Regions from separate parts of the Homo sapiens genome. Here region 2 is linked to region 1. Evidence: chromatin loops called from intact Hi-C (ENCODE). Cell type or tissue: mammary epithelial cell. All regions are shown on one strand. Links, peaks and the distances in the headings refer to the core of each region. The heading gives the core; the rest is flanking DNA. Region 1 overlaps MPP7 (MAGUK p55 scaffold protein 7). Region 2 holds the start of ODAD2 (outer dynein arm docking complex subunit 2).

Region 1 (16,147 bases), core at 5,969-10,968:
TAGTAGAGACGGGGTTTCACTATGTTGGTTAGGCTGGTTTCGAACTCCTGACCTTGTGATCTGCCTGCCTCGGCCTCCCAAAGTGCTGTGATTACAGGCGTGAGCCGCTGTGCCCGGCCAATGTTAGGTATTTTTTAAAACCCCACGTGTTTCTGTTTATACAAGACCCCACCAATATTAAGAAAATGTTTGACAATGTTTTAGACATACAAACTTCATGTAACAACATAAGCAATGTGTTTGTTTCTGAATTAACTTTATGTATGAAAACAACAAATAAAATTACTTAAGAATCCAGGAAGAAGAAGCTTACTCAACTTGAAAAGCTTTATTACAATGACTTGTAGCATCCTGTGATATATTATTCCTAAGTGTTAAGACATTCCAAAATACCGGTACCGTGTGCAGTGAATTCGTTATTTTACTCAATGCTTAAATTCTTTTTTGCCTATTGTGATTATCAACTGACAAATGTTTGCCTTTGAATGAACTAAGTTACACCTTGCTTAAATGGATACCCTTTGGCTTCAGTTAAATGTTTTCTTTTTACCTGCATAATAATAATCATGACTAGTTAAAACAAATTCTACAATAAAATATTTTGTGTTTTCCTTTCTAATCTTTAAATGGTTGAAAAATTGTACATTCTTGTTTCTTTGACTGCAAGAATTTTTTAAGAGTTATTGTGTAAAACAAAAATTTTGAATTAAGGTTATTCAGTCAGCAATATTAGAAACTTTTAGGTTCTTATATTTTGATAACTAAAAAAAGGAAACAACACTATAAAAACTCACACTTGAATATTCTGTTGTAAAATACACTACCTGAATAACAGCTTTTTCTTACTCCTTTCTGAAGACAATATATACTGGATTTAAATATTTAATATAAATCACATCCTACTGAACTTAAATTAATTTGATGTCATTAGGAAGACAATTCTTAACTTGTATTTAGATTTCAATAGAAAAGCAACAAACAATACCACAAATGAATTCCTATTTCTTTCTTAACGGTTAGGTAGTACATGCAACCAAACTATAAAAATAAGTTTTAGGCAGAAAATTAGAATACTTTAAATTATATTGACACAAGAAATGCAAGCTGCCAAGTTCCTGTCATGCAAAAGTACTCCTACATTCTATCTGAGACATAAGATTCACTTTTACTCATTTCCAGAACACTTAAGCTACATCTTGTATATAATAATCTAAAAGCTGGTCATATAAAAGAAAATCTATCAGACTTTGAGGCCTGCTTTTCTCTCTGCATTACTAATATAAATCCATTATGTGGGAACCTATCATTAGATGATGGAGAGGGAGGGAAACAAATTTCCATTACAAATATCTTTGTTCGGTAAGCAATTCTTCCAAAAAATAGGGGGAGGAGACAAGTCCTTATATCCAGCTACTTAAGACTTAGAAATATTTTAGGTTTAAGAGGTCATGTTTTAGTTTTCAGGAATTTTTTAAGAGGTAAATTATTTTTTTGTTTGAAAAGCCTTTTTATTCTTCTGGGTTTGTATTAGATACACAAAGATTCTTTAGGGGAGGACATAACCAAGCAACAAAGATGAATATGACTTGCACTTATGAATTTTGCATAAGGAGGCTAGTTTCAAAGCCTAAAGAGGTTGTTATTATCATGGCTCCTGATTTTACTTACCTTGGAGCCAAGAACTAGAGCTCTAGCACAAATATAAGTGCAAAAATGCAAAGACAGTAAGATTGGGATGTGCCCTTCCTTATTTATTTCTATGTTGATATTAACTGAAACCCTATAGTTCCAGAACCATCTTCCATGAACTTTTCCCCCATGCAAACTCAAGTTATGGTGATACACTACAAATGAAATAAAAAGCAAAATAAAGATTTAGAAAAGAGTAATACGAGCAATCACTTTGTATAAAAAGTTAACTGGCTAATTTCGTAAATGGTATTATGTGACTAAATTCATTATTTCAAATCCTATATTTGCAATTTCCTCCTAGATGTTAAGTACACTTGTAAAAATTAGTGGATAAAGTTTTTATCACTGTATTTTTAAAATAAATTTATAAACATTGACATGATAGAATTATTCTTCCTTTATAAATTTTAATTGAATCAGAAACTTTTTTTACAACCCTATTCTATTAATATTCAAAATCATAAAAACAAAAGATTTTATACCAACTTGCTGTTTTTCTTCATGGCATTTTCCTATAATTCAACAAAGGGCATGATAACGTAAGTTTCCTATTCCAAAACCCTAAGTACCAAATATTGAAATCCAGAAAGTAGTGGATCAGATGGCCTTTACAAGTTTTAGTTTGGTAAAGAATCATCATCAAAACATAGGTTAAAGTGTTTTTAAATGCCATTTAAAATGTTCAGAATCAATACAATGATTTATGCATAACTTTTAACTTTATGTGAGACAATATTCAAGGAAATTTCAAGTAGAATTTCAATTCTTTGAGAATAAAGACATTAGCTGCCTATTTGTCACAGAAATATATTGTCTCTCTGAACAAGTCCATATCTGTTATATGTTTATGATTTAATAAGGATAATTTTGACCAGATTTATTTGAAAATAAATAACATATATAAAAACAAACAATGCATCTCTCAGTGAATCAAACTCTAGTTTAATAAGAGAGACAGAGAGAGAGGAGAAAGAAAGAGAGGAGGACCAGCAAACATTTCTGAATGGTATTCAAGAGGCAGAAAAAGCAAAAACAAAAACAAAAAAAAACAAAATTAGTCAAATGAGGACATTTCAGTAAAGATAAATGCTAGAATAAATATTTATCAGATCCAAATATTGAAGTATTAACATAAAAAAGAAATCATGCAAATCAACATACAAAAGGACTCCGTTACAATTAATACTTCTACATACACACACAAACAAACACACATACCCCCACACACACCTCACCTTCCTATGCATCTATATAGAAACCAGTTTGAAAGAGCTATTAAAAAGCAAAATATCCCTTTTGTATAGTTCTTTTAAAGAAATACATATACACTTATCAAAAATTTTCAATCAATGAAAATTTATAATAATATCAAACTGTACATTTCTAAGTTGCCTAGGACTGAAAAAGAGTTGAGTATGGATCCAGATTCGAGTATAATTACATTTATTTCATCTTTAAGTGACACATTATCTTATCCCACATATGCCAAATATATTAGAAATGTGTAAGCCTCCTATTTAAAAATCCCTTTGAGAGCCAGTCAGGCAAGGAGCCTCAAAGCTCCTTTCTGTTAGTGAGTTGGCCAGTGAAAAGTCATCACGCTTAAGAACAGTGCAATATTCTCACGAAAGCTTTAAGTTTTCTGATGTCAGAAGACTTGTAGCATTCTGTGACAAGGGTTTTTTTCCTTGTGCCTAGACTTAATGTAGCAAGGACAAGCAGGCTTTTGAATGAGTGCTCCACTTTAAGCATTTGCCTGCTTGTGAGATTTATACTCGACTACAGTTTGGCTCCCTTCTAATGTGATTCCTGGGCTATATGCTTCTGCAAACTGACAGAAATCACAGGAGATGTGAAAAATGCAACAATACTAAAAACAGATGTTGGTGTAAAATTCCAGGGCCATTTATTTGGTCATTTCGCTGTTTAATGTACAGTTTCTATGCTAAAAACAAAGGGTTGGTTTTTTCCTCTTAAAATACCTAGAACCATGAAACATCTAGGCGAGGTGGAACAGGGAATTTATGGGATGCAGACTTGAAGAGCTGGGTGGTGGGAAATAAAGAAAAGCTGACAGAAGATTAGGCTGAAAGAGAAAAAAAAGTATTTAAATGCACACTAAGTTTTTCAGTAGTCATACGGTAGCCATCCTTTGTCTTTCTCTCATTTTCTTTTAATCTAGTCTGGTAATAACTCCAAAGGGATAGGCTAAAGGTCAGAAGTATTATGATCTGGGGATAAGAAAGGAATTAAGAACAATTGGTCTTGAGCACAATTGCTTTTGTACCCAAGAAAATGGTAGATTTTTTTTCTCCCTAATCTTTACCAAGAAATACCTAACCCAAACTTCCTGGCTTTGAAGAAGGAAGAGCTGTATTTTAGGTGACATTTAATAAAATAACTATATTTGGAAATCAAAGACAGTAGTAGTAGTAGTCACTTTCTTAAAGAGTGAGTCATGGATTTATTATTAACAACCTCAACCACCCCTTTCCTCAAAAGATTCATGTTAATATTCCAAATATGAATCTCATATTTGTTTGTTCCTGAGAACTGATGATCCCAAAGTTATTGCTAGGGTAATAGGACCCTTTGTTCTGCCATGAGCACCTGCTTTAATAGTCAAAAATAAACATCAGGGTTTGGTTTCTCTGCATTCTTATTAACAAACTTACATGATTTCCTGTTGGAAACTTTCAGGGGCTGAACCAATATTTCTGGTCGTCTCAAAGCCAATCTCCTGGGAGAAAGAAGGTCAACATACCTATCAATTTTCAGCACAGGTCCGAGGTGAATACAATATCAAAATATTTAGTCTTAAGAAAAAACTTAAAGGTTAGAGAAAAAAATGAATGTAATGCAATAGATTCAAATTAAGAAACAAATCGCCCACTTTCAAATTTTTGTAAATTATCTTCCCTCCCTCCAAAACCACTGGTCTTTTTTTTTTCCACCTTTCATATCAACATGGTTTCAAGATATTAATGTGCTATTTTCCATTTGCTTCATAACAAAAATCTAATATGACCCAGTACTGTCATATTATTTTTGGTCATTCATCATACTTAGTTAGACAAAACAGAAATCCAAACCCACAGGATAAAAAATTCTAAGGCAAGGTTTTATAGCATATTTTATCACATCAATGCCAGAATGATATTTTGCAGAGAACAAAAGGTCAGCTGGAGAAAAGCCATTATTATGTACCAGCAGCTCACCTTTCCTGGAAATGCTTTGAGGGGATCAAGCCTGCCCTGGGGTTGGCATCAGCTTCGTGTTTCGCTTGCCACCAAGTTGCATCATCTTGGCTCATAATCTGAAGAATATCTCCCTTTTTGAAAGAAAGCCCAGCTTCCTTACATGGAATTGCCTTATCCTCATTAGGATTATAGTCAAAGAGGGCTTTGATAAACATCTGGAAGAAAAGTTTCATTAAAGATGAATAAAGATAAAAAATAAATGTGAAATGGCCTATATTCTCCTAACTCCGACTCCAAACATAGTAATTTTAAAACTGGAATATTGAAAGAAATGTGTTGTGACAAAGTGGATATGTGTTGGATGGAAAAACATGACTTCCCTCCCACGCACGAAGAAATGTTTTTAAGCAATAATTACCTTGCCTTCTTTTGATGGTGTCTCCTCTTTGCTGCCGGGTATAATCTTAAATGTAATTGCTCCCTGAGACTGAGCCTGGTAACAGATAAAACAAGGAGTTATAAGAAAACCAGACCCAAGGAAGAATAAGGTAAAATAGGTAGAAAGTGAAATGCATCTGAAAATTTACAAGCTTGGGGCTTCTACTCTTAGATAGACTAAACGGAGGAAACTATTTTTGTAGAAATTCCTGTAATGTGAGAAAGAAAGCTCTGAAGTTTGTAGAATAAGTTAAAAAACATTAACTCCTAAATCCACTTTTACTTCCTGTGTACTTTTAAGCTGTCAAGTAAATACATTCCCATCCAAGTTTCTTCGAAATAGAAACACACAAAATATGCACAACACCTTAAATAAACACAGTATTCAATGACTAGAACAGATAATGTATAAAGGTCTGGGTGCAGTGGCTCGTGTCTGTAATTCCAGTGTTTTGGGAGGCAAGGTGGCAGGATCACCCAAGCCCAGGAGTTCAAGACCAGCAATATAGCAAAACCCCTGTCTCTACAAAAAAAATTTTAAAAATTAGCCAAGCGTGGTGATGAAGCTAAGGCCTCTTGAGCCCAGGAGTTCAAGGCTGCGGTGAGCTGTGATCGCACCACTGCACTCCAGCCTAGGTGACAGAGCAAGAAGCTTTTTTTTTTTTTTTTAAAGAATAATGTACAAGGTTCATACAGTTACATTTAAGTATCAGCATCCATGTTTTGGGGGACAAAACACCTATAATGTCAGTAGTGCAGTTACAAATACATGATTCAATTAGTGGCAATGCCCATCAGAAAAAAAAAATAAAGAACATTCATATCTATTGTATTCTGGTGAGCGAGTAAAATATCCAACGTAATAGATTAATTGAAAGATGAAAAGACTGAGTATCTATTCTAACTTCATTAAAATAAGTACCAGCACCCACAAGTTTTTGTTATCTCAGATAGGATTTCTCTTTAAATATAGTCTCATGTCATTCTCTGTCTCTCTCTTTTTACCATGTATTGTAGCCATATTTAATTATTTATGCCATTATTTCATAAGATATGTTACTCCTGCTAATTTGTAAGCTCCATAAAAGCACTAAATACTTGGCACATTTGAAAGATATGAAAGGAAGGGGGGTAGGGCAAGACATATCTCTGAGTCTCACTATCTGTGGTGCACTGGTAAACCAGGACTCCATTTATTTAAAAAAAAAAAAAGGCTCTGATGTGTACTGTCTGTCAATTTCCATGGTATAAATACTTTCACTATAGTCAATTTCAATTCACCAGCATGAAGTTGCTGAAAGCTGAGTTGGGAAATGGTGCATCACACAGTCAGCTCTGGGCCGAGCCTTAAGAAGGCAGCTCTAGTGCAACACAGCAAGTTAAGTAAAATGGGATTCTGATAGTTTAAATAATAGAATTTTATAAAGGGTTGATTTATTTCAAAATGGTAATATCATTGCTATTGCTTATTGTAGAAGGCGCTCACAAATCTTATAAAGAATTCTCATACTGTAATACTGAATTACATTGGTAGAGAGAAAACAAAAGTCTTTTCTATAATCTCCTCTTATTTTTCTAGTTTGTGTCTGTGTGTTTTTTTTTAAATGGATCTATGGTCCTTACAACAGTGTCATTTAATAAGGACTCAATTGTTATTACTATTACTGCTGAGCCATATAGGTCTATCTCTCGTGATTGCCTCACAATAATCTAGCATATGGATGAATGATTATTTGATCAACGCAACTTTCTTGGTAGTTTCCGAATATTTTTGAAAAATTTTGTTTATACACATTTACCAAATTATTGCTTGAGGATTAATTTCCAACTAAAGGGTATGCACATTTAAAATTTTGATAGTTTCAGATCTCAAAAAGTTCTACTAATAATTTATCCCATCCCCAAATCATATAAATATACCTATTTTCCTATACCCTGACCAACTCTAGGCATTATCAAGCTTTCCAATCTCATATCCTGAAAATGCTTTGAGGGGATCAAGCCTGCCCTGGGCTTGGCATCACCTTCGTGTCTCCAGACATCTATGTTTTCTTTTGTAAAGTATTTGTCCATATGCACTGCTGATTTTTCTGTAAATGTTTTTCTTATTGATTTTTATCATCTCTATATATTTTGAAACATTAGCCTTTTATTATATATACTGAAAATATTTTTCATACAATCTCATTTGTCTTTGATGTTTCTTTATGGCACCTTTTTTCTATAAAGAAAGTTTTGAATTCTAGTAGACACATCTGTTATTTTTCTATTTGACTTTCATATCAAGGTTAAAAAGTCTTTTTCTACCTTATAATTATAGAAATTGTATATTACCTTTTATTGTGCAATTTTTGTTTTTTTTGCACTTATTTAATTTGTTGGGAATTTATTTTTATGTATTGTGTAAAACAAGGATTGACCTTATTTTTTCTGCGCCATTAACCTGATACCATCTATGAAATGTTCCACTGTTTTCCCACTGATTTAAAATGCCACCTTAACCATATACTAAATTTTCATATATACAGAGATCTGTTTTTGAGACACACTCAAACCTCTTCTAGTTGGTATAGGTTTCCAGTATGTTTTCACATATAAAAGAGAGTTTCCCTTCCTTTTATCTTACAAATGAACTTTAGAATTAATATTTCCAAGGCATAAAATAATTTTATTCAAGTGTCAGATTTCAAAAGACATCTAAATTAGTTTGACTAATTTGTATTGCTATGATCTATAGCATGGAATGTGACTGTGTCAATGGGAGGAAGACAAAGATAAATGCATCACCAGCCACAGTGTAGATGCCATCTGCTAAGTATAGACTTGGGACAGGGACAGGTACTAAATTCTTTTTTTTTTTTTTTTTTTTTTTTGAGACAAAGTCTTGCTATGACGCCCAGGCTGGAGTGCAGTGGTGTGATCTCGACTCACTGCAACCTCCATCTCCTGGGTTCAAGCGATTCTCCTGCCTCAGCCTCCCAAGTAGCTAGGACTACAGGTGACTGCCACCACGTGCAGCTAATTTTGTTTTGTATTTTTAGTAGAGACGGGTTTCACCATGTTGGCCAGGCTGGTCTTAAGCTCCTGACCTCAGGTGATCCACCTGTCTCAGCCTCCCAAAGTGCTGGGATTACAGATATAAGCCACCACACTCGGCCCTAAAACTCTTTATATATACTATCTCATTTAATCCTCAAAACACTCCAGATGGATAGTTACCTCTTATTCTCATTTTGCAAATGAAAACACTGAGGCATGAATAGATTAAGATATTTTCCAAGAACACACAGGGATTAAGTGTTCGAACCCTGCACTGCTTAATACAAATCCTGTCTATGTCAAACCAAGTCTAAAAGTCTGAAATACAGTGATTCGATTTTATTTTTATTGTACCTTTAAAAGAAATTTACAGCTTACCAAAATCTGTATTATTTCCTCAGGCCTTTTATCCTCCACTGGTATCCCGTTGACTTCCCTAAGTTCATCACCAACATGAATAAGACCTGAGAAATAGGAGATTTGGTAAATTAGCAGTGTTACCCACAACCAAAACTGTAATTTGCAGCTGTTTCCATAAGTAAAGCATTGTTAGGTTCCCTTAATACACTTAACGAATGGAAAGGAGACCTTCACACATCTCAGGTTTCAGCCTCTATGCCTCTCCATAGCAGTGACTCAAAAACCACAACATAGTAATGCTGGCCAAGAAATGGTAACAGGAGCTTGGTCTTTGTCTAGAAATGCACATTACTGATATCTTATACTAATATACTAATAAAATAATTTTTATTTATCTTAAAGGCTGCATGCTCTTAGCAGTACTTTTCAATTGAGAAATACAGAAGAAACAAGATTTTTTTTTTTTTTTTTTTTTTTTTTTGAGACGGAGTCTCGCTCTGTCACCCAGGCTGGAGTGCAGTGGCACAATCTCGGCTCACCGCAACCTCCGCCTCCCAGGTTCACACCATTCTCCTGCCTCAGCCTTGCAAGTAGCTGATACTACAGGTGCCCGCCACCACACTTGACTAATTTTTTTTTTTTTTGTATTTTTAGTAGAGACAGGGTTTCACCGTGTTAGCCAGGATGGTATTGATCTCCTGACCTCGTGATCCACCCGCCTTGGCCTCCAAAAGTGCTGGGATTACAGGCGTGAGCCACCACGCCCGGCCCACAAGTTTTAAGATAGCTTTGGATGCTTGTGTACAAGAAGACCATAGAGTAATGTTTATCTATCATTTATTTAAATAGGCTCTCACATTTCAACACAGAGAAAAATATCTTATTACTTGTTCTGCTGTATTAGATCCAAAGATGGTTATCCTCTTAGTTATCTACTGGAAATGCTACACACGAAACACGTGATTAGTCTGTACTTGGTTAACATTTAAAGTCTCACCACTTCTATCTGCAGCTCCTCCTCTCATGATTCTGGCCACAATGATCGCCCCGGTCTGTTCATCCTTCTTAATGGTAGCTCCCTTTTAAGACAAAAACAAAAAGCATTTGTGGGTAAATGTGTGTACTAGGTGTTAGAAAAGGAGGAAATAAGGACATTCATCTGAAAAAAGAGAAAACAACTACAAAAACGAAAAAAAAGAAATGAGGCAGGAAAAATAGACATCATGCCATTTGTCTTAGAATGTCTATTCTCATGACTAAATAGAGGAAATTCTATCTACATAGCATCAAAGGGTTTCAGCCCAATTTAAGGATTTTTGAAATCTTCAACCTCTTCAAAACTGTGTAAAATAAACATACCTTCTTTCCATTATAAAAATACCTTGTATTTCAATGCTGTTTGGTTTTTATCCTTTTAAAGCAATTCTTCATTCATTTCATCCTTATAGTACCGCATCAAGAAAGTGGAATAGTGACAATTACACTAATAGACAAAAGATTCTATATGTTAAAAAACTAAAACCCAGATCATTTGACTTTTAGTTAGTTCAGTGATCCTTCTATCACCCTCAGTTATCATAGTAAAAAAATAAAAATTTAAAAATTAAAAAAAACTTGGGCGATAATTATAAAGAAAAAGAAAAAAGTTAAAACCCAGAAATTAGTTATATTTGTTGCCTAAGTCTAAGACAAATGATTAGAAGAAAGAGCTCTTACTCCATGGTTTTAGTGAACTAGGATTGTAACTAGTACAAATAGAACTAAGTATTGGCATAAGATTAGGAAACAGTCTCAAAAAGAAGCCAAAAATTCTTCACTTACAGATACTCAGAAGCAAATTAACTGCTGCCTTGTAAGAACAACAGGCACAAGTGGTTACTTTGAAAGCCTTTCCATGACTTTCCTTTTAAGAATCTGGCATTGGTTTTGCAAAGCCATCCAACATTGCATAATACTGCTAAAAAGGTATGCTTTTCAGTGGCAGCAGAATTCATCCAAAAGAAGTGAAATTTTTCTCCAGTTTGTCAATAAACACATTTATATCATTAAAGAACAGATATGTAAACAAAGTAAAAGTCCATCTGTAATAAGTATCCTTTATCTATAACTATCAGATACATAGCCAATAATAGTAAAAAAGTCAAAGAATTAAGTGACAGGCATTTTACGGCATTTTTCATCACCTGTGCATGTATTCAAGGCCAGAGACTTGAATGAGCATCACTTCATGGTCATAAAGCTTAGACTCACCAACTACTAGTATTTTCTGCTTTTATTTCAATTTCTAACTTGTTTCCAAAATGACTGGAAATGTAATATTCTCAATATAACTAATTAGTTTGATTAAATCAACTTTCATTTTCCTTAATGACATGTCTCAAATTTTCCCACCAAATATGCCCAACGGCAGAAAAGCCTAGTAATCTAAGTTTACTTATCCATAGTTTCTGGATGATAAACTGAATATTAAATGGTCGTAATTTGTCTAAGATCAGATAACTAGTATATGGAAAAATCAGGACTTGTTTAAGGTAATCTGACCAGAGACACAATCATTCATCTCAATCATCATCCAATACTGCTTAACCTCTATCTTCCCATAACCTTTCGTTCATAAGTTCATTCTGTCTATGAGTTCATTACTCTTGGGGGAGATTGTCTCTAAAAGGGGGATCACCAATTCCTTCCCTCCTTGTATGTGCATGCCATATTCCCACATTAAGTGGTAAAAATGGTTTTGAGGCTTCAAAGGCTATAAGAAGATCTGTAGCTGCCACTTGGGCCTCTTGAAACACTTGCTCTATGCGAATCTCACTGCCATGTAAGAAATCATGACCACTGCTATGCTCTGAGGAATCCCAAGCTAGCCAAGTAAAGGTAACAATTAGAGAAAGAGACACTTGGCCAGCCCCCAACCTTCCAGCTCCAAGCCCAGGTAACAGTTGTGTAAATGAAGGAGCCCTCAGTTCACTCCAGCCACCACCATCTGACTGTATGTATGAGGAACTCCAAGTGAGAACCTCCCAGCTGAGCTCATCAACCCCCAAAATAATATTGTTTTCGCCACAACATACAGCCGTGGTTTGCAACATAGAATTAGTTAAGTGGAACCAATCTCTCTCTGTACTATGGACTGTACAGTTTTTCAGTATAGGGCTATCTAACCTGTTTGTTATACTTAATGCTAGTTCCTTTGACTTATTCTGTATTCAATGAAGTTGACCAATGTTTATTGAGAACTTACTCTGTGCAAGGCACCGTTCTAAGGGCTTATAATAAACTGATGAAAAAGAAAAAAATGTCTGCTTTCTCATCCCAATGGGGGAGACAAGACAATAAACAAGAGATGGAATAATTACATACATTATACAGTATGTTAGAGAGTTAGTCTGTTTTCATACTGCTAATAAAGACATGCCTGAGACTGGGCAATTTATGAAAGGAAGGTTTAATGGACTTATAGTTCCATGTGGCTGGGGAGGCCTCGCAATCATGGTGGAAGGCAAGGAGGAGCAAATCACATTTTACATGGATGGCAGCAGGCAAACAGAGAGCTTGTGCAGGGAAACTCCCGTTTTTAAAACCATCAGATCTCGTGAGACTTATTCACTATCACAAGAACAGCATGGGAAAGACCTGACCCGTGATTCAATTATCTCCCACCAGGTCCCTCCCACGACACGTGGTTATTATGGGAGCTACAAGATGAGGTTTGGGTGAGGACACAGAGCCGAACCCTATCAGGTGGTAAACACTGTGGGGGTGTGAGGGGATGTAGGGCAGGAAATAGAAGACCAGGATGCCAGGGCAGGCGGAGGAAAGACAATGTGAAGACACAGGACTCACTGAGAAGATGATGTCTGAGTGAATAAAGACTGGACGGAGGTGAAGAAGTTAGCCAATGGGAAGGAACAGAAGACACAGCCAGTGCAAAGGTGCCAAGGGGAAGGCTGTGAATAAAATGCTCAAGAGCGAGCAAGGCAGCCTGTGTGGCTGGAGCCCAGTAGCAGAGGAGCGGCAAGAGGAGATGAGGTAAAGGCAGAAGGGAGTCAGCTTATGTGCTTTATGAGTCACTGTGAGGACACTGGGCTTTACTCTGAATGAAAGAGGGAACATGCAAGGTTGTGAACAGCAGGAGGGGCACAACCTAGGAGGACCACTCCACCCACTGTGCTAAGAGTGAAGGATGGCAAGGGCTAAAGCAATGAAATTAATGAGAGGTTAATCCCTTGTCTGAAATGCTTAGACCAGAAGTGTTTCAGATTCCAGATTTTCTTTTCAGATTTGGGCACATTTGCATTCTTATTGGTTGAGCATCCCAAATCCAAGAATATGAAATCTAAGAGTCTCCAATGACCATTTCCTTGGAGCTCATGTCTGCACTCAAAATGTTTCAGATTTTGGCACATTTTGGATTTCAGATCTTCAGATTTGGGATGCTCACTCTGCACAGTAATTCAAGGGAAAGATGATGGTGGCATGGATCTGACTGGCAGGAGTAGAGGTGATGAAAGGGGATCTGGCTATATTATTGGTGGAGTCTAAAGGATTTCCCAACAGATTGCCTATGGAATGCAAAAGAAAGAGAGGGATTAAAGATAGGCTCAACTTCTTTTGGCTGAGCAGCTGGAAGGATGGAATTGCCATCAACTAAAAGGGGTTAAGACAAGGGTGGAACAGATTTGGGGACAAAGATCAGCAGTTTATTTTTGGATATGTGAAAATTGAGATGTCTATTAGACCTCCAAATGGAGATAACAAATAGACAGATGGATATACGAATTTAAAGATTAGAAGAAAAGACTGGAAGAGAAATAACCCTGGGAGTCTCTGGCACATAGACGCTTTTTAAAGCCATGGGCAGAATAAAATCACTTTTGGAATGTATAGATAATGCAAAGCACTCCAACGCATAAGGGTCTCATTATAGACAGAGATAAGTGCCCTGATAGAATCTTCTTGCTATCCCCTGATTCTACTTTGCTTGGAGGGTAAACTACAGACTTGAAGAATAATCTCTCACTTTCTACATGATACTACCACTTGAATCAATCTTCACTTTGAACCCTTCATTCTTGAAGACTTCTATTTCCATATTGTTTTCCAAACCTCTCTTACCACAATTGTTTGATGTATTCCCAGTGCAATATATTTCCATGAAAATAAGATCAAATCTCAAAAACACAGAGCACATTACACGTGATACTGTACAAAAGTCATCAATCCTATAGCATAGTCTGCCAACACAAAATAAATTAAAATTGGATCTAATATTTTAAAAATTACTTATTTTCCTACATAATTATTTTGAATTTATTCTATGTGATTTTGTTTTAAAAACAGAGTATGGAGAATTTCAAGTTAGATTGAAAAAATAAATTCTGGTCAGATTTTTCTTAATTATTAATTCTGTAAAATGGTTTATAAAAGGGGACTGCTTACTGGGTTATCATGATTTCCTTAAACAAAAAATTTATCTCCTATAGAATTGCTTGAATCCAGGAAGCGGAGGTTGCAGTGAGCCGAGATCACGCCACTGCACTCCAGCCTGGGCAACAGAGTGAGACTCCGTCTCAAAAAAAAAAAAAAAATTTACTTTATTTATTTCCTATAAACTGCCGTATTGCAAGGTCTCCTCAAGTAGGTGGCACAGTGAATTTCAGATTGAGCCTTTGAAACAAGTGTTTTTGAAGTGTGATCTACCAAAAACTTGCACCAAGAACATCTGAGACGCTTTTTAAAATCAAGATTCCCAGGCACCAAAAAAACCCTCCTGATATAAATCCCTTGGGATTCAGCTCAGAAATCTGCATTGTAAGTAAGCATCTCAGGTCATTCTTCCAATACCAAAATCTGAGAACCACTGTTCTCAAGGAAGCAAGAGGACAGCCGATGCAAGTAACACTGAGAATTTAGGATCGAAATCTACTCACCAACAAACAGAATTTCATTTTCAAGGGATCTTGCCCCTTAAGTAATTACCCTTTTTCCTATCCATTATCTAATACCCACATAACCTGTGTTCACAGCCTGTTCTCTGAGGTAACCATTCTCTCCTTGAGCAGATGCAACCTAGCTTTTATAAGTATTAACTAGAATATAAATTCTAATATCTTTTAAATATTAGATGGAATATATTCTAATATCTTTTAAATATTAGATAGAATATATTCTAATATTTACATAATGTTTGCATAATGCTTCAGAACTCATAAACCATTCCAAACACATTATATCTTAGCTGATGTTCAAAAACACTTGCAAAGAGGTACATTTCCTGATTTTCTGATAAGGAACCTGAGGCTGAGATGGTGAGTGGTTTGCTCTATAGGATACAGGGCAAAGTGACAGGATCCCAACTCCCACTTAGGTCATCCAGTGCAAGCTCAGTGTTCATGTCACCACATTATGGATCCCAATAAACAAAATTGCATTTTTAGATAACACTGGTAACCTATCCCTTGGTTGCCAAACGTTACAGCCTTTCCTCATGAATCACTTGCCAAGCATTTCCTGACCATCCACTTGCTAGAATTTTATTTCAGCTTAGCTTCCAGCACTTTGCCTACTTCTGATTCTCACGACTGGGGCTCATTCTCCTAAAGATATCTTTGACTCTTAATCTTCTCTCTGTGTGTTTTTCATTGCGCTTTGACAGTCTTGTGGCTTCTCCAACAATTCCCCGAACTAACAAATGTCATTTGACTGATGTTAAATAACAAATTTGTTGAAAGTATTTTCTATTCTTCTGGGTAGTGTATTTTTTAAACTTTAAATTTGTTCACACAATAATCTTACTTTACCTTAACAATAATTGCGAAGATAATACACTAATTATATATTTGAATGAGAAAAATTTCAAGACAAGTAATTCTATTCATTTGATTTCATATTCCAATATTTAAAATGACATTTTAAATCTTAATACTTTATTTAAGGAATAGCTAACAAATAATTTTGGAAATTTCTTCATTGCCATTAGAGGTTCTATTTTTCTATATTAAGCTTTTTTTATTTTTAAAAATAGAGCTACTTGGACATAAAATAAAATTAAATTAAACAAATTTAAGTTCCACGCCTCCTGACCAAATAAGATCTTCAAAAGATGTTTAACAAAGAAATTAGATGTTTACTTCACTGAGACTTCTCAAAAGTTTTGTTGGACCTGCTGTAAATTAGTTTAAATTTAAAAAGCAATTGAATTAAGTATATAAAATAACTTAAAGTTGCGTTCCCATAGACAATAGCAATTTTTTTAAGTTGTACCATGTAATCTCAAATCAACCATGCTTGGTACATGTTACGCCTTCTTTCATAAATGTCAACAGGTTACATTTTCAAAATCATTGCTATTTAAATGTAGCCAATAAAATGTCTATTAACCTTCACTTTCATTTTTCAAAAGCATGTTCTTTAGA
Region 2 (16,147 bases), core at 7,555-12,554, 130 kb before region 1:
AACAGAATCTAGGAAACACATGAACACATTTCATTGTATCAGGAGAAATATCTTTTTTGTAATTAAAATTGCAGTTAATTTTAGCCGTGCTATAATTTTATAACAGCACTGTCAACACATCAAGTAATTAGTGATTTATGTTTAATGCAACATTAAACGTACTCCATTAAATATTCACTTTATTTCATGCTGATAATATTCTAACACTAAAAATATTAGAAAATGAACATGCTTTGGACTATACAAACTCTACATGATATCTGCATTATAATTTAATAATTTGTGTAATAGTCTTGAGAGCATTTGAAAATAACAAGACCACCTAATGTCTTCAGAATTGCATGAAACCCCACCAGAATGTTTTCGTGATGTCACCTGCAATTTTTAATTTTTAGAACTGGAATAAATGAATCCCAGGAAAATTGTTTGTTCCAATAAAATGTAAAGTTAAATCCATAGCAATAACTTCCATACTTTACTTTTCTTGTGTCTTTTTTTCTAAAACTCTGAAAGCAACTTTGTAACTAATTTTTAAAGGTTCCTTTTTAATTTTTTAATTTTAATTGTAATATTTTATTATTTATTTAACTATCTATTTTGAGACAGAGTCTTGCTCTGTCACCCAGGCTGGAGTTCAGTGGTGCAATCTTGGCTCAATACAATAGAGGTTCCTTTTTGAAAAAGACTCACAATGAAATATGTTTTAGAGAATGATTGAGGAGGTGCAGATCCAATTGCTTAAGCAGCATAGCAATCTTCATCTTAATTTCACTTTCAGGATCATCATCTCTGGTAATTTTGCCAAGAATATTTAATGCAATTGAGTTTTCTTTCATTGTATTATAATCAGAGCCCAGGATTTTTACTATGGGGTCTCTGTTAGCTGCCAAAAAAAAAAAAAAGGAGACAAATAAAAATTATCCACTTGTCTTCTAGTACAACAAACATTAAGACTAATAAATCCTTCAAAGTCCATTCAGACGTGTTTCTTTCATTAAGCTTTTTCTAAACGACCCAATTAGAATTCATCTCTACGTCTGAGATTCCATTGCTTTTAGGAACTTTCTTCTACTTCACGAGATGCTCTAGTTTGTATTGTAACATCATCTATATATCTCCCTAATAGCACAAAGACCAAGACAGTCATTCATTCTTTCTTTTTTAATTGGCCGTGGGGCATTGTTCAGAATGCACATTCAATTAATACATTCAGAATTTATTTGAAGATGGAGAAATAGTGATCTTCTTAGAAGAATCATCACTAGAACTATATGTGCATGTGTGTATGTGTGTGTAGCAGTGCTGGGTATTTATAAAGGCTTTCTTTCCAAAATAGCATGCTTTCCTAAGCCTACAGACCCAGTAGCACTCTTTTGCAAGTATTCAAACAGCTTAATATTTGCAATGCCATATGATCTTAGAGTTGGAAAGCACATCTAGCCATATACATAATATATACATAATTTAATTATATATATATTAAAATTATAGTGAAAAACAAATACCAATTCATTATCAAGGCTGATACAGATGTGAAAGTTGAACCTAGAGATGTTGAAAACAGAATTTGGTTAATGTCAAAAACCAATATGGTTGAAAATGAAGGAGAAAGTGGAAAACCCTTGTTTAGAATGGAGAAATTTGAGAAAGATGAAAATATGTATGCATTGAGATGGGGGTGGAGAGGAAGGCCTATGAGACTAATTCAGAAAGCTTAACTTAAAGGAAATGAAGAAAAGTATAGTGAAGGCATTAACATTCCCATGTGGTCATGGGATATGCCAAGGCCTTAAGGCTGAGAAAAGGACTTCACTGGGGGAGAGGAGAGCAGCGAAAAGGAGACAAAGGAATCAACCATTTATTGAGCATCTCAACTTAACAACCTTATGACTGTCATCACACAGAGATTTACAAAAAGAGCAGGCAGATTCTGAGGAATGGCATAAACCTGACTACCAAATTGCCATGTACCATGCAACTTGGACCTGAAACTAAGGGTTATACCAAAATTCTTGCAGAAATGGCAAAATGTAGCAAAGGATAAGTATTTAGCAAATGGATAAGTATTCAGCTATATAGAAATCTACATATTATGTCTACCAATTGAGTTGAATTGAATGAATAATCCTTCATCTATTAACTACCTCCTTGAATTCAGCTTTACTCTTCAAGACTTGATACCCTCGCCTAATAAGGAGTAATAGGCAAGGCATAAAAAGAGGTTGCCATCCTGAGGTTAGCATCTAAAAAATAAAAGTAAAAAAAAGACCATCTTCCCATCTCACACAGAAATAGGCAGAATTCAAATACCTTGTGCCAGAAACCCATTGGTCACATAATTCCAATAAAGCAGGACGCATACATTATCACCTATGATTAGGTACTTCTACTCATAAGAAACATTTACCACACAATTATAGCAGGCAACCACATTCATTTTTTGCATGTTAGATGATTAGATGATAGTGTGAACATCACATATTTTTAAGAAGAAGAAAAATATTTGCCACAAAGTTGAATGACTGTAACTATTCACAGAAGGCTGTGAAGTCCACAGTGGAATATGGCTGAGAAAAGTGGAAAGGGAGACTATTAAAGGCTGTCTCTGCTAAAGAAAGAGCCTACATTCATTTTAAAGGAAATAGATTGTCATTCAATCTATTCCTTGGCAGTATGCCGAGAGAGAGTGGATTCAGAGGCCAGCCCTTGTCATCTGTCTTCTCTATTGACACTGACCTAACAGGCTACAGCCCCCTGTGCTTTCCAGAAGCTGAGAAGGTTCTCTTTCAAACCACATGCTAAAATCAGAAACCTAGAAACTTACCAGTGGTAAGGTAGCAGGCTTTTCATTTTAAAGCAGAAATTTGATAGGAGCATAATATTGCAGCCAAGGAAAATTAATAACATTTTCATGAAGTTGTACATTTGACTTTTTACCTTGTAGATTGTAGAATCTTTTTCAAGAGACTCTAACAAATGATCCTCCCACCCTTTCCCCACTTTCCCAGCAAGATTGTTTCTAAAAGTTCAAATCACAGACTGGAGCATTAAGATCACCTTCAACACATGCTTGGGCTTCCTTCAACTTCCCAGTTTTGGCAATAAGTAACAAGCGTGACAGCTGCCCAAAGCTCCTAATTTTAATTTGTGGTACAGAGAGAAATAGCAAAGGCTGTCCATTTTTATCAACTTCTTCTGATTTGACTGTTGTTTCACTAAAAAATAAAAATAAAAAATTGAAAGCTTCATGCTACCTAGAGGTCAGTAGAAGTTAAATTTAAGACATTTAGACAGATTATTCCTATATCTCATTATAAAATACAGAAAATATAAATACATCTGGTTAGTAGCTCATCTGTTTTCCCACTTTCTTCCACACTCAAACTCTTAAATCCTCAAACTTACCAGCAAGCCTAGTGACCAATAGGATATAACCAAGGAAGAATTTTTTTTTTTTTTAGCAATTTCTTGAATTCACAATTGAACTCAAATAGTCACAGTTTTTGTTTTTGTTTTCTAAAATGTGTTGATTTCTGGCATCTTTTTAAAAATCATTGGTTCTGCAAAACCCTTCATGCTTTGGGGAGTTCTAATGTTATTTTATTTATAAAATTTTTACACCACAGTAATTAGTGGTTAGGGGTTTTCTTGGCTACACTGTGTTTATGAACAAAAAAACTATGAAAAAAAAAGCAAACTGAAGGCAAACTAGATCCTCTCTGAATTCCTTTCCCACTCTAAACTTCTTTATTTGGTTTGCCTTGGGATAATAGGCAGTTTTTCTAAATGGATTCTTCCTGATCAAAAGTTATTGAGTCTCCTAGCTTTGTGTTTCCATCCATTTTAATGATTTTTTTCAGGTTGGCCTTTAAAAAATATTAAGATGTTTTCATGGAAGTGATATTTCTATAGATTTCTACCACTTACAACATTAACTAAACTGTCTAGGTTTTGTATTACAGGAGGCTATATCTGATGAAACTCCTGACACCTTAACACCTGATCTAGCTTTTTTTTTTTTTTTTTTGAGACAGAGTATCCCTCTGTCACCGGGATTGGAGTGCAGTGGCGTGATCTCGGGTCACTGCAACCTCTGCCTCCGGAGCTCAAGCAATCCTCCCACCTCAGCCCCCAAGTAGCTGGGACTAGAGGCACATGCCACCATGCCTCGCTAATTTTTGTATTTTTAGTAGACAACGGGGTTACACTATGTTGGCCAGGCTGGTCTTGAATTCCTGAGCTCAAGGGATCCACACACCTCGACCTCCCAAAGTACTGGGATTACAGGCGTGAGCTACCACACCTGGCCTGATCTAACATATTTTGAATTGCAATGTAGATACATAGATGTAAAATGTTGCTAGTTCATCAGAAAAAGTAAATCTGACCAACCGAGATTACTTATTACTGACGATCTCACTAGAATAAAAATAAGAGGATAGGAACTAGGGGAAACAGAATAATGTTCACATCTGAATCCCCAAAACCTATGAACATGTCACCTTACATGGCAAAAGGGACTTTGCATAGAAATTAAGTCAAGGATCCTGAGATGGGGAGACTATTCTGGGTATTTGGAGGAAGCCAAACATAATCACCAGGGTTCTTATAAGAGGAAGACAGGAGGGACAGAGGCAGCGACAGGGATATGCTGATGGAAGCAGCGGTCAGAGTGATGTGGAGCCATGAGCCATGAGTCATGAGTCAAGGAACATAGGGGCCTCTAGAAGCTGGAAAAGCAAAGAATAAATTCTCCTTAAGCCTCCGGAAGGAATGCAACCCTGCCGATACCTTGATTTTAGCCCTGCAGGTTCATTTTAGACTTCTGACCTCTAGAACTGTAAGATAATACATTTGTGTGTGTTAAGCCATTAGGTTTGGGGCAATGTGTTACAGCAGCAAAAGAGGGCTCACAGAGGGACTTTATGAGTCCGATTCTGCTGGGTGCAGATAGGGACTGCCCCTATCACCAGCACTTCAGATAGGAACTGCACATAGAAGACATTTAGTAAACATCTGGGGAATAAATGAATGAATAAAATATTTCTAGACTTGCCAATGACATGCATTGTTCACAAAATGTATATTTTCTCTAAAATTAAGCTTCTGGAATAATGCCCTTAGGACTTAAGAGATTTTTTAAAGGCCTGTTACCTAAAGGTTACTCACATCAAGGGCTGGCCACCACACGAAGTGGATGGTGAGAGGACTAAGTAACAGGCTGACCAAATACCAAAGATACCAAGCTACTTAACTAGAGAGAGTGAAACTCCTGGTGAGAAGCCAAAGGGCACAGGTGACATTTTTCATTGCTCCTACCAGTTGAAGCCTGTAACTTAACAGAGAAGTCAGAAATAAAATGCCAGCTACCTTAACCAGGCATGGTGGCACGTGCTTTGGTCCCAGCTACTTGGGAGGCTGAGGTGGGAGGATCACTTGAGCCCGGGAGGCGGGAGGATGCAGTGAGCCAACATCACACCACTGCACTCCAACCTGAGTGACAGAGTGAGACCCCCTCTCAAAAAATAAAATAAAAATAGATTTGAAAAATAAAAAACGCCAGCTATGGACAAGATTTTGAAGAGGAAGTTTCAGTTTTCAGGCTCACAGTTTCTAACACCTGAAGAATGAGCTCTTGGAAAGAAAAATGCTGCACTCACCTTGGGAAGATCAGGAAGAATGAGCTATCAAAAACTCCAGTGACCTGATGGAGAAACTTTTAAACCAGAATCGTGGAAGGGAGCTAAAAATTCTGTTTATACTCTAAAGCAAGAAAGCAGAAAAGTGTCTTTTTTCTTTAATCCTCAGTATCGAGTTTAGTGTCCTTTTTTTTTTAAGAGACAAGATCTTGCTCTGTCACCCAGGCTGGAGTGCAGTGGCACAATCATAGCTCTCTGCAGCCTCGAACTCCTGGGCTCAAGGGATTCTTCTCCCTCAGCTTCCCAAGCAGATGGGACTACAGCCGCACGCCACCACACCTGGCTGCTTATTTATTCGTTGGTCTGTTTATTTATTTATTATTTATTTTTTAGAGACAGGGTCTTGCTATGTTGCCCATGCTGGCCTTGAACTCCTGGGTTCGAGTGATCCTTCCATCTCCACCTTCCAAAGTGCTGGGATTACTGGCATGGGCCACTGCACCCGGCCCCATTTAGTGTCTTACTACTTAATAAATGTATGTCTAAATAGTAACATAGAAAATAAGGCTATAGCTAAGAAACTAGCAGTCCTCAGGGACAAAAAATAAATAGCTCAGTAACAAAACTTATGGCCACTGACCCTACTACTGTGACTTAGAAATTTTACCAAAATGCAATAATTATTGTCTCATAAAACAATATTATTTTATAGGTTGAGTGTAACCTTAGAGATCATGTAAATTCAGCCTTTCATGATATCGATCACAAAGCTAAGGTCCAGAAAGGTATAAATTGTGTGTGAATTGTGCATTCTTGAGGGGAAGACAGCCATTGCTCTGGTGACCTGACTTCCTGTCCCAACTCCTACCAGAATATATTTTTATCTCGATGCATATATATCACTGAGATGCAGTGGAGTGAGATTTAAAAATAAAATATGGCAATATTATAGCACATTTGATTCAAAATCATACTGTAGTTCTACCAGAGAAGGAAAAAAAATCAGGTAATAACATTTTCACCATGTGATTCTGAGCGCTTATCCAATTTATAAATTTCCCAAGCTACATTAGAAAGAATCAAAGTGCCTTGGTTCTATGTACCACAGATGGTATTGCCATTGAGTGGTGTCATTTGTTCTTAGTTTACAGCAAATTTAAGTTTCATTCTGAGGTGTTTTAGGAAGACTATTAATTTCATCCTGTCTGATAAGAACAAAAGCAATTGCAAATGATAATACAAAGAGACCTATGATTTCCATGAAATGAAAGTAGAGCTATTTGACCCCCAGCCCCCACCCCAAAATTAAACGTGGAAAGATGATGACAAATGTTATAACATGATGAAAACACTGGGAATCATTCTAAGGAAAAGACCATCACGTAACATGAACAGGGCTATGCCCATCTATTCAATTAATAACGATCTGCACAAAAGGACAGAAGGCAGTTGATGAAACATAAAACCTTTCCAGTGTGTGACTAAAGTATCAGTTTCAGTATCAGATTCTCATTAGCCTAATCAGAAAAAGGATGATCAAACTTCTATTGACTGTTGCCCACAGTGCATTTGGAATGTGCAACATCAAATGAGAACTAAAGCCACAAATATAAATATATTGCCATCAATGTCCACAGAGACCAACAAAAAAGGGGTAGCTTATCTACTTCGGCAGAATTTCAGCGTAGATAAAACTTAACTTGTTTTGGAACAAGAGGCCTGAGAGGTCTACCCACAAGGAGAGGCATCCTCCTTTACTTTAAAGTATCCAAGGACATTCCTATTTGGTAGAAACACATCCAGAGACTCCAAGCTCAAATCCTCCAGGATAATCTTGGCCTTACACATGGATGCCCAGACCTGAGTCCTGTCTGGAAGGAAAGTAGCTTCCCCACTTTCAATAAATGTATAATAGTGTACTAACAGCAGAGAAGCCAGAAGAGTGTGCTTGGTCCAAAGGGCAATGAATGAGGTCATGGGGACTGTTTTGATAATAAATTCTTTGGGTAATTGAGAATATCTCTGGTTGACATCACTTGTTCTCATAGCAAACACTGAGTGGCTATGGGTTACTGAACTTTCTTTGGTTTGGGGAGTAGACCAAGGGGCACGGTCAAGACCTGGATGTTAAAGCATCTGGTACTTTCCATTATGACCAAAATCTCAGCTGTACACTTTGCCTTCTTCAAGGCACTCTTGGTTTTCATCAGCGCCAGGCAAGCATGGTTTCCTTCAAATACAACAGCAATACCTCTCTCTACCCTTCCAACATCAAAGATATCAATAACGGTCAGACACAAAAAGAATGGATTGAGAAATTAGCCCAAGGAAAAGTTGTATAGTAAATATGACAGAAGTATAAAAATCAAGGGGTAATTGTTTCAAAATGTCAAAATGCCCTTCTCAGGAGGGAACACTGTGCATAAAGACTGCATGCAGAGCTGGGCACAGCAGCTCAGGTCTGAAATACCAGCAATTCAGGGGGCCAAGGTAGAAGGATCTCTTGAGGCCAAAAGTACAAGACCAGTCAGAGCAACATGGTGAGATCCTGTCTCTACAAAAAAATAGAAAAATTGACCAGGCATAGTAGTATGTGCCTATAGTCCTAGCTGCTTGAGGGGCTGAGGTGGGAGGATCCATGGAGCCCAGGAGTTTGAGCTGCAGTGAGCTATGATCACTCCACTGCAGTCCAGCCTGGGCAACAGAGCCAGACCCTGTCTTAAATAAATACATAAATAACTGTGTGCTGAGATATAAGAATGGAAATAAGGCAAAAAGAATCTGGACAAGAATAGGGGGAAATAGTGATAGATTTGAGAGGTGTGTGTCACAGCCCACCTAACTAGGGGTCAGATGTGATCACGTTTGTGCTTGGAGCACAAAATTTGTACAAAGGCAAAACAATCATGATATTCTTTTCTGTCATCTGCTTTAAATGCATTTTTATAAAAAAATATTAATTTTTTTTGAGATGGAGTTTCTCTGTCACCCAGGCTGGAGTTCTGTGGTGCAATCTCGGCTCACTGCAACCTCCACCTCCCAGATTCAAGCAATTCTCCTGCCTCAGCCTCCCTAGTAGCTGAGATTACAGAACGTGCCACCATGCCCGGCTAATTTCTGTATTTTCAGTAGAGACAGGATTTCACCATGTTGGCCAGGCTGGTCTTGAACTCCTGATCTCTGGTGATCTGCCCACCTCGGCCTTTCAAAACGTTGGGATTACAGGTGTGAGCCACCATGATCAGCCAAGTAGTTAATATGTTTTTAATTTGTTTTACGTAGGAGATCATATTTCAAAGCTTAGGAAAAAAGCTGAACAATACAGAAATGACAACTTCTGGAGAAAGTTACCACTGGCACAGTTAGAAATAAAATGCACCATTAGAAAAATAAGATTTCAGGCCGGGCGTGGTGGTTCACACCTGTAATTCTAACACTTTGGGAGGCTGAGGCAGGCGGGTTGCCTGAGCTCAGGAGTTCAAGACCAGCCTGGGCAACATGGGGAAACCCCGTCTCTACTAAAATACAAAAAATTAGCCAGGCGTGGTGGCGGATGCCTATATTCCGAGCTACTTAGGAGGCTGAGGCAGGAGAATTGCTTGAACCAGAGAGGTGGAACTTGCAGTGAACCAAGATTACACCACTGCACTCCAGCCTGGGCAAAAGAGCGAGACTCTGTCTCCAGAAAAAAAAATAAATAAATAAATATGACTTCAAACAACTCAGAGAGAAGGCTGACCAATAGAAGAATTAAAGAGCTTTTGAAATACAGTTTAAGAATGGTTTTGCTGCAGTTCTAAAAATGAAATTCTGACTTTATTCTCACAAATAATCCCAAAGGGAGAAAAGGGAAAAGGCATCTACAGGAAGCTTTGGCTAGCTAGGGAACTGTTTTTATATGATCAGACTTTAAAAGTTCATATCCAGAACAAAGAAGAACAAGGTGGTAGAAAATAGAATGCCTAAGGTGCAAAATAAACTGAGGCTGGCAAATATATATATATATATGTGTGTGTGTGTGTGTGTGTGTGTGTGTGTGTGTATTTGTTAGCTTACTTATTGTATAATTATAATGCTTAATGAACTAATACATTCTTATACAATTATATTTAATTTGTTCACATAATTTATGCGTATGTGTGTGTATATATATATTTTAGCCATGTTTGAATGAGATAGATTGAGAGTTCACTGTTTGAGACAGAAGTAAATTTTTTTTCATCTCAGATTTGAAAGGCTCTAATCTGAGGACACCAGTAATTCTTAAGAATTCTCTCCCTTATATTGGGCAAAATCAAAATTCATCATTCATCACCCCTCCCCGCCGCCTCCTGCTTCTAGCCCAGGAATTGATCAATTTAAATACCAGAAGAGATTTCATCTACATCAGAGGTCACGAAACCAATGGCTCCTGGCATCTGGCAGGTAATACGGAAGTACCCCATACATTTATAGAAATAAAATTCAGAAGAATATGGATGACCTGGTGTGGTGGCTCATGCCTGTAACCCTAGCATTGTAGAAGGCTGAGGCAGGAGGATCACTTGAGGCCAGGAATTTGAGACCACCCTGGGCAACATAGTGAGACCTCATCTGTAAAAAGTATATATATGTGTATATATATCTCCACATATGGGTGGAAAGGCCAGGCATAAAGCAGCAATGGATGTTGGCAGTGTAGTGACCTGGATAACGGATGCCCTGTTAAAAGAAATTTACCCACAAAAATTAAAATTTTGTTTAATTTGAAAAATTTAAAACTTAGAAAGATACTGTGTTGGCCAAGCTGAATATCCTCAGACTTCACCTGTGTGTCTCTGGTTTTCATTCCCTGGTTTAGAGGGCTTCTGAGGTTCAGAGAGGTTAGGTGACTTGCCCCCAAACCTAGAACCAATTGATAATACTATGTACAACGAAGATATCAAATCCTAGAAGCAAGTAACTGGCTTACCTGACAACATAACCTGATTCAAATGCTGAGGGCGCCAAACTTGTGTTCCATTCAAGTGGTTCCACAAAAACAAATTTTGCCTCTTGAGGATGTTTATAGATAAAACTCTCCACAAACACAATAATTTCTTTCAATATCGCTTCATTTAGAGGGGTGATTTCGAGGATTCCAGTTCCATGTCCGGCAGCAGTCCACTGCGTCAATTTCCTCAGAGCCACACCCATGGGATCCACCGTGCTCAGACCTGAGCTTAGCACACGCACTACATCAGAGCAGAAAGAGAAAGAGACAACAGCGTCCACCTTTTCCTTGGAACATTTTTCATTCTCAAGACTTTAAACTAGTACTCCCCATCCCACATTCTGCTTATTAATCTTGGAAGATTCTTTTAACATTATCTAATTGCTCTTCAGTTCAATGAAGTAGTAAACCAGCACTAGATAAAACTGACTAGTATTTAAGAAATTTCCGGTATTTGCCCTGAAATTAATAACTTCTTTCTAATTTCCCTAGGGCCTAAGAGAGAGGATTCAAACAGATAGGCATAAAACCCAAATAGAAAACTCCAAGAGTGGAAAAAAAAGGAAGTGGAAGAGGTTTATATTAAGGGCTTTTGTTCACAGCTCTGTTGGGAGCCAGCAGTTTCAGGGACAAACATTCCTTTCAGCCAGGACACACATTGTTTAGAATTACACTATTAAACTGAATACTGTTATCCCGACTTTCTTACAGTGACAATATCTGCATCATCACAATGATGACTGAAGAACATGATTCTGGTAGCTCTGGTTTCCCCAAGTGCATTCTGAGTTAAAAAAGAAATAGAATAAGAACAGTATTGTGAAATATAATTTTTTTTCTAAAAATTGATACAGGACACATTGATCCTATTACCAGAATATCTGGACAATCCAAATACTATTTTCCCTGCCTGTATATCCTGCCCAGATGACATTTTACTGTAATTCACAACCTTCTTAAGAGTTAATGTGAGAGATGTAGGAATAAGTGAGACTCTTTCAGCCTTTTTATCTAAATTAGTTATCAGAAGAGTCTAGCAGTAAAATTTAAAACCAATTCAAGTGAGACAAATTTCACATTGGCTAAATAGAAATTAGTCTGTAAAAGAAGATCTTTTAAAAAGTAACAAAATCTGTAACGTTAAATAAGAGCCAAGTTAGAAAGCACGTTCTGACTTCATAATGAACATTTAATGCTTTTTTGGCAGATAATCTATACTTGTTTCTTTTCTCTTTTGTATAGCACTTATTGATAAAATCTTTCTTCCAGAATATTAGAAGAATGGTTATACGGTTAAATATAGAATAAAATTGGCTTTTTACTCCCATCATTATTAAAAAGGCTTAAAGTACAAAGATTAGACTTGGAGATTTTACATTCTGTACTGTATTAAATCTTTGAACTATCTATTAAATTCAATCACAGGAGATCACTGGATGGCAACAGGGCAGTACTTCCTGCTGATAAAGAGTATAGAAATATTATAGAGATGTCTAGTTATCAACATGATAGGAAAGGGGGCATTATCGGCCTTTAGTGTTGAGGACCGACAATGTAAAATATCCTGTGCAGGATAGTACCTCAGAAGGAAGAATTCTGCTGTAACCTCCAGGCATCTAGTAAGTGAAAAACTTCAGATAAGCACTACCTGAGCCTAGAATTTTTCTGCACTTTGCAAAAATTGCAGAGTATTTTGTCACAGTTTTATTACACCCTGAATTTTCCAGAATTGTAGCTACCATAAACGAAAAGAAGGTTGTACATATTTTGTTTTACATGGAATTTTACCAAGAGCTCAGCATTTTGGAAAATGACACCATTGATGGCAATGTTATTTGAGAAATTTAAGTTGCAATGGCACATCTGTATCAGTCTGCATTTGGGGCTGCTGTGTTCACAGTCATTCTGTGTAAGGCTGGACATCTGACTACTTCCCTATATATTCTAGTGTAGTGGTACTTGAGCGTTTACATGCCAATCTTTTCTTACAATTATTTTCTTTCATTTTACAGTTAGCACACTATCAATATTTAAAACTATATTAAATATGTAAGATTATAATCTATGATATTGATTTCAGGATAGCAAAGCAGCCTTACAACATATATGCTATAAAAACCAAGTACTGGATCAGATAGGGTGGAGAACAACTGATCCAGACATATATACCAAAGTGGTCATGAAATAAAGTGCAGAAATTAGTGCACAAATTTGTTCTGGGTGTTTGTTTTAGTATTCTAGCATTTTGTTTCTATTGCTAACCGATGAGAAATGCTTTAGATTTAAACACATAAACATGTTCTGATGTGTATGTGTGAGACTCTTGAATTTCCCATTGTTGTGTAAAATAAGTGCAAATCAGTGTAAAATAGTGTGAAATAAGTGCAAATAGCTTTATCTTATACAGAAAGGCTTAGGTGAAAGTTCTGTCTGTCTTTAATCTTAAGTATAACATTTGTTTTGGTAATCTTATAAAGATTGCTTCTTGCACATTTTTAAAGAAAAAATGCGAAATTAAATAGATTATGTAACGCTATGGTAGTCAACATACCATATAGTAACTTCTTGAAGGACCCTTAACACAGAATTAAGAAATGCAAAATCGTTATTTTCGTCAAGATAAATTTTGACAGAAATGTAACATTTGAATCTATTCAAATTGTATTTCCAAGTCTAGTGAACCGTAGCAATGCACAAGTTTTATTCAAGAAGGTTGGTGAGTTTAAGAAAACCTCAGGGTGGCCTATGACAATCCAGAAGGCAAGATCAATGTTATTAGAAAATAAATAAATAAATAAATGGTGTTCAAAAATGGTCGGCATAACTCAAAACTAAGATTTTAAAATCAAGACCAGTTGCTCCCCGGTTTCTGCCCATTGCCAAGCTCTTTTGGCTTAAGAACCATAGTTAAAATGAATCCATGTAAATACACAGCACACACCTTTGAAGTAAAGAAAGTAAGTTTAAAGATTAAAAGGAAAAAAGTTTTGGTTACGTGTTTACATAAACTGGGATGTTTACATAAACTGGGAATCACTTAGCACTCATTTTTCTCTTTATCCAATAGATACCACAGATTGTTTTTCTTTCTAAAGGTCAATTTCAAGCTTCCAGCATCATTAGTGAAATGAAACCCATTCGGTAATCACATCGTTAACACTTAAACAGAAGCACAACCGAATTCTTTAGGGGGCTACGGAAAGGCAGCCATCAGCTCTGAGATCTATGAAATGTGGTTGGTAACATCCACGGGGAGTCCGCGCATACACTGCTTTCTGAGAATGCAGAAGTTACTCAGTAAGACCGACAGAAAATCGAACTTTTAGACATGACATGAACAGGGCCCTAAGTAAAACCAAAGCTAAGCCTAGTGTGGGATGACGGCCCCCACCAGACTCGTTACAAGAAGGGGGCGTCAGAGCTGAGACCCTAAGTTTCCAGGAATGGATTCGGTAAGGGGACGAGGAGGGAAGGGACGGCGAAAACCACGCTGGGAGCGGGAGGCAGAGCTGCAAAGGGCGGAGGAGAAAGACGGGCTGGGGGAAGGAGAGGCAGGGAAGCGGCGGGAGAAGTGGAGAGCGGATCCGGGAGGTGATGGGGCCGAGGTAGTGCAGAGAGGGGCGCAGGGACTGAGGAGCAGACGGTCCCCAACCTAGGGCCGAGGCAGGGTCTCGCGGGGAGGAAGGAGTGAGATGGGGCTGGGAGAGAGAAGGGAAGGGGGCGGGTCTTGGTCCCCGGGAGGGAAAGGGGAGCAGGCGAGAGCGGCAGCGGCGGGGCCAGAGAGCCGCCTCTGTTTCCCGATCCACGCGGGCGGCTGCAGAACCCCTGCGGGGGTGAGCGTGGAGACCCCCAGCCGCACTCACCTGCAGCACCCTGCCCCCCGCAGTCGGCGCCCGCCTGTTGCTAGGACGCGGGTCAACACTGCGCGCCCTGCGGCCGCGCACGCCGGCGCCCTTGTGGGAGGCCTACAGGGCCCGTGCCCTCCCCCGGGCGCCGCCGCCGCCGCCTTCCGCTCCCAGCCTCACCCGGCCGCGACCGCAGCCCAGTCCGTTACCCTGGTCTCGGGACCTCCGCGCATCCAAGATTCCCGCGGACCCGTTGCACCGTATGCCCGCGCCAGAGACGCTCTGCGCCCGCGCTGGGTTCCACCCGCCCCGGCCACCTGCTGCTTTCCGCTCGGCCCCTCCCGGGAAACACTTTTATTCAACTTTGCATCTCCCTTTCTCAAACACTTTTATGCAACTCCCGAGTGTGCACCCTAACTCACTCCACGCGGTGGGAAAGGTTGACTTTGACAGAGGTCGTGAGCAGTTGCGGGGTCGGCGGCAAGTTAGCAGAAAACTTAAAATGGAGCAGAAAGGAAGCAGAAAATATTCCTTAGAAACCCCTTTTTACATTTTTCCATAGGCTTCCAGACAAGTGCGTTGTATGTACCTGAAATCTTCACTGAGTACCCCCAAATAGCATAGGGCTTCTCCTAGGATATTTGAGGCTTACATGTTTCTCTCCAAAAAAACAAATATGGTAGAATACTCTGATACTCACCGGGAAAGCAGAAAGCGCTCTTCAATAGGGCAGAGGATCGGAGTGAAATGAAAACATGTCCCCCATCTCTTTTTTTAAATGGCCTTTACCTTTGTCCATTAAGATGGTTTTGACCCCACCTCTAGACACCCTACCAGCAAGAGCCCCAACTGGAACACCAGTGAGGGATAAAGGAGTGGGAATATTGAGGTGGGGGGGGATGGGGAAGAATGCACTATCTTGGGGTGGGGGGACACGGTGTTTAAGGACCAATGCCGGAGCACTTAGGATGATGGGGTGTTTAGGAATTAAAACTGGATTCTTTTCCGGATGCCAAAGAGGCAAATGTGGAATGATGTTAGGATATCACCTGTCATAATATTATACGGATTCAGCTCAAAGCAGAACCTTTCTGCAAACACGTAGGGATATGAGGTATAGATATTTGTCCTTTGTTTTGGGTTTTTTGGAGGGTGGGGGACGAAGTCTGGCTCTATCACCCAGGCTGGAGTGCAGTGGCACGATCTCGGCTCACCGCAACCTCTGCCTCCCATCTCGGCTCACCGCAACCTCTGCCTCCCGGGTTCAAGAGATCCTCCCCCCTCAGCTTCCTGAGTAGCTGGGATTACAAGAATGCGCCGCCATGCCCGGCTAATTTTTGTACTTTTAGTAGAGACGAAGTTTCACCATGTTGGCCAGGTGGGTCTTGAACTCCTGACCTCAAGTGATCCACCCACCTCGGCCTCCCAAAGTGCTAGGATTACAGGCATGAGCCACCATGCCTGGCCTGTTTTGGGTTCTTTTCTTCTCTTTTTGAAAGTGCGAAAGTTGTTAGGAATGGAATAGTTTCACCTAAAGGAGATACTACCTGCAGAGAAGCTTAGACTTGCAACCAGTGAGAAAGGGGCTTATGCTAATAGGTATACAGAGAAGCCCTTTTAAAAATGGGTGGATTACAGTCTGAGACAACAGCATCACACCTGTGGCGGTAATGCAGGTCACAACCTGGTGA

The links. Peaks named below come from ENCODE experiments on the same cell type or tissue, not always from the same donor. Only the 100,000 strongest peaks of a DNase experiment are listed, where the experiment ranks them.
Region 2: it touches region 1 in a loop (2.1-fold over the local background); 4 of 110 quality-filtered maps call a loop at or near these places.

The regions. Positions count from the first base shown.
Region 1 is chr10:28,115,284-28,131,430 of GRCh38, forward strand. MPP7 (MAGUK p55 scaffold protein 7) reads right to left here. Exons shown (of 17, transcript NM_001318170.2): 7 at 9,727-9,808; 8 at 8,748-8,833; 9 at 5,311-5,385; 10 at 4,911-5,107; 11 at 4,368-4,432. Among named protein-coding and RNA genes, the nearest start is that of SNORD130, 50 kb to the left of the region's middle. RefSeq lists an enhancer at 3,912-5,111. In mammary epithelial cell, for the core only: no CTCF peak of the experiment used is centred there; a DNase peak (open chromatin) is centred at 8,978.
Region 2 is chr10:27,984,329-28,000,475 of GRCh38, forward strand. It overlaps ODAD2 (outer dynein arm docking complex subunit 2), which reads right to left and starts at 14,751. Exons shown (of 20, transcript NM_018076.5): 1 at 14,666-14,751; 2 at 10,591-10,852; 3 at 3,058-3,215; 4 at 691-883. The coding sequence starts at 10,814. It overlaps LOC112268060 (a long non-coding RNA gene), which reads left to right. Exons shown (of 3, transcript XR_002957065.1): 2 at 9,981-10,064; 3 at 10,740-10,823. RefSeq lists an enhancer at 10,156-11,355. In mammary epithelial cell, for the core only: no CTCF peak of the experiment used is centred there; no DNase peak of the experiment used is centred there; H3K27me3 peaks cover 541 bases.